Linked DNA regions of Homo sapiens: region 1 is linked to region 2. A link is an interaction called in ENCODE POLR2A ChIA-PET data of the cell type or tissue named here. Cell type or tissue: CD4-positive, alpha-beta T cell. All regions are shown on one strand. Links, peaks and the distances in the headings refer to the core of each region. The heading gives the core; the rest is flanking DNA. Region 1 overlaps AOAH (acyloxyacyl hydrolase). Region 2 has its middle 53 kb from the start of AOAH.

Region 1 (2,916 bases), core at 90-2,589, 140 kb after region 2:
GCTCGGCCCGAAAGCTAGGAAAGCTGAGAAGGCTTCAGGAGGAAGCAACCCTTGTAGCGAGCTTTCAAAGGAAATATCTGAAAATTACAGCCCTTTCTTAGTCTCTATTTAGTCTTTCTCATTTTCATAATTTTGTGAATTTAAGTCAACAGGCACTTGTTGCCTACATGCCCTGGGCTCAATGTTATTGAAGATGTTAAGGGAAATCAAAAATTACAGCCCAGAGCCCGAAGCCCCTGCCCAGGAGCTCTGAGAGTCATTGGGGGAACAAGACTTCAGCGCTGCAACTGGAAAATTATCCAAAGGGGGCTGAGGAGGGGGGGCTTCTAGAATGGCAGTTCCCGGGTGAATCCCTGTGATGCCAGTTTTGAAGGCCAGAAACTCCATTTTTATTATGATCTGGCACACTGTAAACAAGAAAGCCATGCATGAGTCTTGAAGACTGAAAGCTCTGGGCCTGATTCCTGAGCAGACCTCCCTCTAGTCTGCCCCTACCTTTGTGATCACGTGAGGTGCTTGACCTCTGGGTGGACTGCGCTGTAAAGTAGGGAGGATGTATACTTTCTAGGGGTGAAGAGGGATTTGAGTAGGAGCTTAGCTCAAGCTGCAGGTCCCCTAAGAAGCTTTCTCAACCCCTGAGGGTGATGTAAACCATTGTCCTTTGCACCTGTGCCCCCTCGGCTCCTGTGCACAGCTATTCCGAGCCTGGAATCTCTGACTTACTCACCTTTCCCCACCTACTCAAGGCCATGAGCTTCCTGCAGGCTCTTTTCTACCTCATTGCAGCGGCTTCAAGTCGGCCAGGCTGGGGTCCTTCTCTAGCCTTGGGTGATGCCCAGGGTTGGAGCCAGTGGTGGCTTCTGGAGCTTCCCTCCACTATTCACTTTATTGTTGGGTAGAGTCAATTGCCATTTTCTGAATCTTAGGTAGAGTACCTGCAAAGGCAGCTGCAGGACAACTCTGTCACCATCACCACCAGATTGCCATCCCTAAACATGGGGACAGCCTCTGCCAAGGGGCAGTGGTGAGTGCCGCCGAGACAAAGGCTGCAGACAACCCTGGGTCCAAGGGCACGCCTCCACATCTTTGTTACACCTAAACTTGCACCCTACACACAGCCACTCTGTCTGTGCTGGCTAAGCCCCTGTTGCCCCGGCCTCAAGGGTGCTGGTGGGATTCTACCCTAGGGTCCCTTCCCTCACTCCCCATGTAGCCTTCACCTTTGAGAGTGCTAAAGGCCTGACTGCTCCCTCTTTGCTTCAATTTGATGTTACCCAAACTGCATCTTGCAGAAATGCTTCTAATTTTCTAGTTTGTGGGTCCTACCCATCCCCAATTTCCAGCAGAAACCCAGATTTTCCTAGCAGTTATTGTGACTGGAATTTGGAAGTGGGTGCTGAGTAAATGGGTGAGTCTGGATGTCCATCTGGGATCAGGACTCTGTTCCCACTCTTGGACGCTTCGACTCCCCCTCCTTGGCAAAAGCTGGTGCATTTCCCTGCAGCCCCGGCCCTGGCTTCCTGCTGCCACCCCCATGTGCACCAATATCGGAAACCCAGCCACATCCAGATGAACCCACCCTAGACCTCCCGGGAGGACACACAAGCCACCCATCCCGCCTCAGCACAGCCTCTGCTGCAGCACTTGCCACATCCTGTTTTCATAGCTTGTCATTACCTCCCAACAAACATTGAGCCCCAGAGAACCGAGCTTGGTTAAAATGAGATTGGTTCTCTCAAAGGGATTCAGCCCTCTCTCTGCTTCATCTTATTTCTGTTTACTGTACTTGCTCGAGGTCAGTCCCCTTGCCAGGGAGAAAGCTCTGGGAGGGAAGGGATGTCTATGTCATTCACCGTGGGGTTCACCACCAGATCCCCAGGGCCTTCACTTGCATATCAGTGCACGGAGCACATCATTTTCTTCAACAAGAAACAAGACAACATGGATTGAGCTCTTTTTTGAAAGCATTTATTACTGAATTGGTATTCATTGTTTAAAATTTAGAAAACCAGAAAAAGGCAAAAAGGAAAAAGTTATCACCCATCATTATTATAACATATTCCTTTGCAAGGTTTTTTCCTATGTGCATAAAATCTGGTAGCCTATTTTCCTCGTTTAACATAATATCGTAACTATTTTCTTTTGCTTTTATTTCCATGTTTACTGAGCACCTACTATGCCTCAAGGACTGTGCGAGGCTCTGAAGATTTTAAACTGGGCCTGAGAATGCAAAGGACTATTTCTGAGACAGAGAAGCAGGGGCACATGATTGAGGCAGAGGACTACCACCTTCACATTTTAAAATGTGGGGAATGAGCTCTTTGCTGATAAAAGTAGCCACAAAGTCACCATAAGAATAGTTTGCATGAAAATCTGGTGTCTGTTACACTGACTATGCCAGAGAATCTTAATTTATACAATAGGAGAATTTTAGGGTTTGCTAGAATTTCCAGAAAAGGCCAAAAGTGCATTTAATGAGGTCAGTTTTTGAATGGGGTCATTCTCTAAGCAGCTTTTGTATTAAAGATGTCATGTTTTAAAAGTGAAGATTGGGATCAGCTCTTTTGGCCTACTGCCAACTAATCAGAATGGATACTGGGTGCAGTTGGAGCACAGCCTGCAGATGCCCACTGGGTGGGACTATCACAGTGGCCCCATAGTTGACGGATCACAAGGAGGCCTGGGAGAGTCCAAGGAAGAGGCTGGGTGGTCAGAGCAAGAGTGGAGGACTCTCAGGGGCTTAGGGACACAGCTGTTCACCAACTGGCACAGTAGTCTTTCAATATTTTAAGAAACATACACCGTAGCAGGGCATCCTGGCAACCAAACCCACCTGAAGAGCATCTTTTCCTCTTGAGTCATCAACACGCACTCTTAGCAGCCAGCAGACAGAGCTTTCCAATTGTTGAGCAGATT
Region 2 (2,916 bases), core at 125-2,624:
CCTCTGCCTAGAGTGTGTTCCCATTTTTCTCTGCCTGAATAACTCCTATTCATGCCTTAGGACTCTGCTGAGGCATCAACTTCCATTTGAATCCTTTTCTAACATACCCCTACACCAACACTGTACACATACACTCCTCTTTGCTCCCACAGCATCCTCACAAAGTCCTGTGATCACTGGTTTACCTATGTGTCTTCCCTTTGTGAGCATCTTGATGGCAAGAGCTATCTTTTATCTCTGACAAGGTCACAAGCCAAAGAATGTGGGCATCTTCTTGAAGCTAGAAAAGGTAAGGAAATGGATTCTTCCCAGCACCTCCAGAAACGGACATAGCTAACCTCTTAATGTTAGCCCAGTGAAACCCATTTTGGACTTCTGGCCTCTGAACATAAGATAATAAATGTGTGTTTTCTAAGCCATGAGATTCATGATAATGTGGTGCAGGAGCAATAGGAAGCCACTAGAAGTATTATCAACTGAATAAACTTGGATAAGTTAGTGAACGTCCCTAAACCTCAGCCTCCTCCTATAATATACAAATAAAATTCACTCCCTGGTGGTGAGTATTGAATTAGATCATTGATATAAAAAGGTTGGCAAAGTGTTTGACATGTAATGAGTGTTCCATAAAGGGTTGTTATCCTTAGTAATATCATCATTAGAATCATCATTACTATTATTGTTTACTAATTTGCCTGGTACATCTGGGGTAGAAAGGAAGAAAGAGACAGAGAAAAAGAGATAGAAAGTAAAATAACAAAAGCCTGCTTTGGAAACCTGCAGGCATATTTGGTTTTAGCTCTTTTGCAATGTGTCTTCTCAACTCACAGAGTGTCTTTCATTTCCTTTTGCTTTCTCTCTCTTGGTTGAGGTAGAAAGATCTATTTTAAATTTAGTCATTTCAAAGTCTCCTTGGCATCGCATAAATGTCGCACCATTAAATATATATTCAATGAGTGCTCAAGCAGGCTGGCTTCCTCGCCAAGAAATGGAGCACTGGAGGTGGGCAGGTGAGACACGACAGACAGCACACCTGCCCGTAGGCTCTGCTGTCCTTACCTACGAGGATTACATTTTCTGAGCTCCAAATGAGGATGTGTGGTCTGACAAACATTTTTTCTCCTGCATTTTAATTTGTTTGTCTGAAAAGGCTGTCACAGACATTAAATTAAATCACATGAAATTCAGTGAATAAGCTTTAATGTGAAGACAAAATTCATGCAAAAATTCAGAAAAAAATATATATCAGTTTTTATAGTATTTAAATTTGAATTACTTGCTACTGTCTAGAATGCAAGGTTTGATTGACACAATGCTGGGTTTTTGCTTTGCTTTGCGTTTCTCTGGTCAGGTGGCCCCTTCTTCAACTCTTTTTCTCTGAGGCATGCTTTTTCCATTCAAATCAGAACCCCACCTTCCCATTAAAGAAACAGGTATGTGATGCTGAGCTCGGCCAGTGATTGGTCCCATGAATGGCACACAATCCAAATGGCGCGAATTCCCTACAGACAGATGAAGAACATGACTTTCTCTCCTCTTGAATAGCAAGTAGTGCAGATGTACATAGAACCTGTTGCCTGCCACGCTTGCTACCACAAAAAGGAAATGCATCTGCAGGAAGTGAAGGAAGCCAAAAACCAGAAGGAAGTAGGGCTGAGAAATGTACAGGAGAAAAAAAAACCCTAATGACACCTTTGAGCCCTCAACCCCAGCTTCACCTGGCGTCACTCACTGCCTCATACTGCTCCGCACACGAGCTGATAAATCTTTTTTGAGTAGGATTTCTGTCACTTGAAATGGAAAAATGGAAAGAGCCCTGGCAAATACAGAGTCATTGCAAAAATATTGTCAAAAGGAGACCTTGGAAGAAACAAGCCCAGAGGTGAGGAAAACAGGCACAGGAAGAGGGAAGAGTGGACAGAGCAGGCAGTAAGATAAAGTGGGAGGAGAATGAGGCTCAGAGTCAGGACCCCAGGGTTAATGTTCCAGCTCTGCCCTTACCAACAGCAGGACCATTAGTGATGCTGCAGCATTTTAGTTTGATGGTCTTCAGAGGGGAAGACTGGGCTTCTGCCGCCATACAGAACATGGAGAGCTGTGGGAGGCTCACCTGGGATAGTAAATGTGAGCACTCTTTGCATTAAAAATGTTAAATGCTTACAGATGGCACTTATTACACGGAAAGCAGCACATTTTAAAAGACTATGATGGAAACAGACTAGAAATGAAAAGGTAGGATTTAAGTAGCTGAAATCTTAAGAGAGGAATATGGAAATCAGTTAATGATTAGATCTCCTTTAAAGTATCTAAAGGGCAGACTTTCTGCTGAATGTCAGTGGCTTGAGTAAAAATACATGCAAAATAAAACATGGAAAAACTAGAAAACAATTCTAAGGCTGTGTATGTGATAGGAATGGGAAGAGAGAAAAAGAGAGGGAAACCAGCATTTGCAAGGTGTCTGCTATATCTGAAACCCTAGGTATCATATATACTATCTCACTTCATCCATGAAGCAACACTACAAGAATCAGGTATTACTGTCCTTATCATATATTTGAGGAAAATAAGTCTCAGAGCTTACATTCAAGCTCAGGTCTTATGATTCTATAACCGAATCACTAGACTACACCAATACCCAGATAATACATTTGAAACTAGAGTTTGGGGGTTAGATGGAGATATGCTTAGTTTGCTTTCCAGATTATAAGAACCAATCAATCAATATTTTAAAGAAGGCTAGAGTTTACTTAAATAAAAACATTTAGTTGTGAATGGTTTTCTGCTGGATTGAAAGTCTAGTGCTTTTATTAGCCCCTAAAAATGTGTTTATCTTTACCTCAGTGTCAAGAATTGTGAAGGGTCTGGGAATTTACCCTACTTAGAAGCTAATAAGCTAGCCTGTTACTATTTTATCAA

The links. Peaks named below come from ENCODE experiments on the same cell type or tissue, not always from the same donor. Only the 100,000 strongest peaks of a DNase experiment are listed, where the experiment ranks them.
Region 1: POLR2A ChIA-PET joins it to region 2 with 10 read pairs; 3 of 35 experiments call an interaction of 5 or more read pairs at or near these places.

The regions. Positions count from the first base shown.
Region 1 is chr7:36,638,730-36,641,645 of GRCh38, reverse strand. All of the region lies in intron 4 of AOAH (acyloxyacyl hydrolase), which reads left to right. Among named protein-coding and RNA genes, the nearest start is that of AOAH-IT1, 40 kb to the right of the region's middle. In CD4-positive, alpha-beta T cell, for the core only: no CTCF peak of the experiment used is centred there; a DNase peak (open chromatin) is centred at 1,625; H3K27ac peaks cover 2,443 bases.
Region 2 is chr7:36,775,977-36,778,892 of GRCh38, reverse strand. No RefSeq gene overlaps it. Among named protein-coding and RNA genes, the nearest start is that of AOAH, 53 kb to the right of the region's middle. In CD4-positive, alpha-beta T cell, for the core only: no CTCF peak of the experiment used is centred there; a DNase peak (open chromatin) is centred at 1,652; H3K4me3 peaks cover 1,138 bases; H3K27ac peaks cover 257 bases.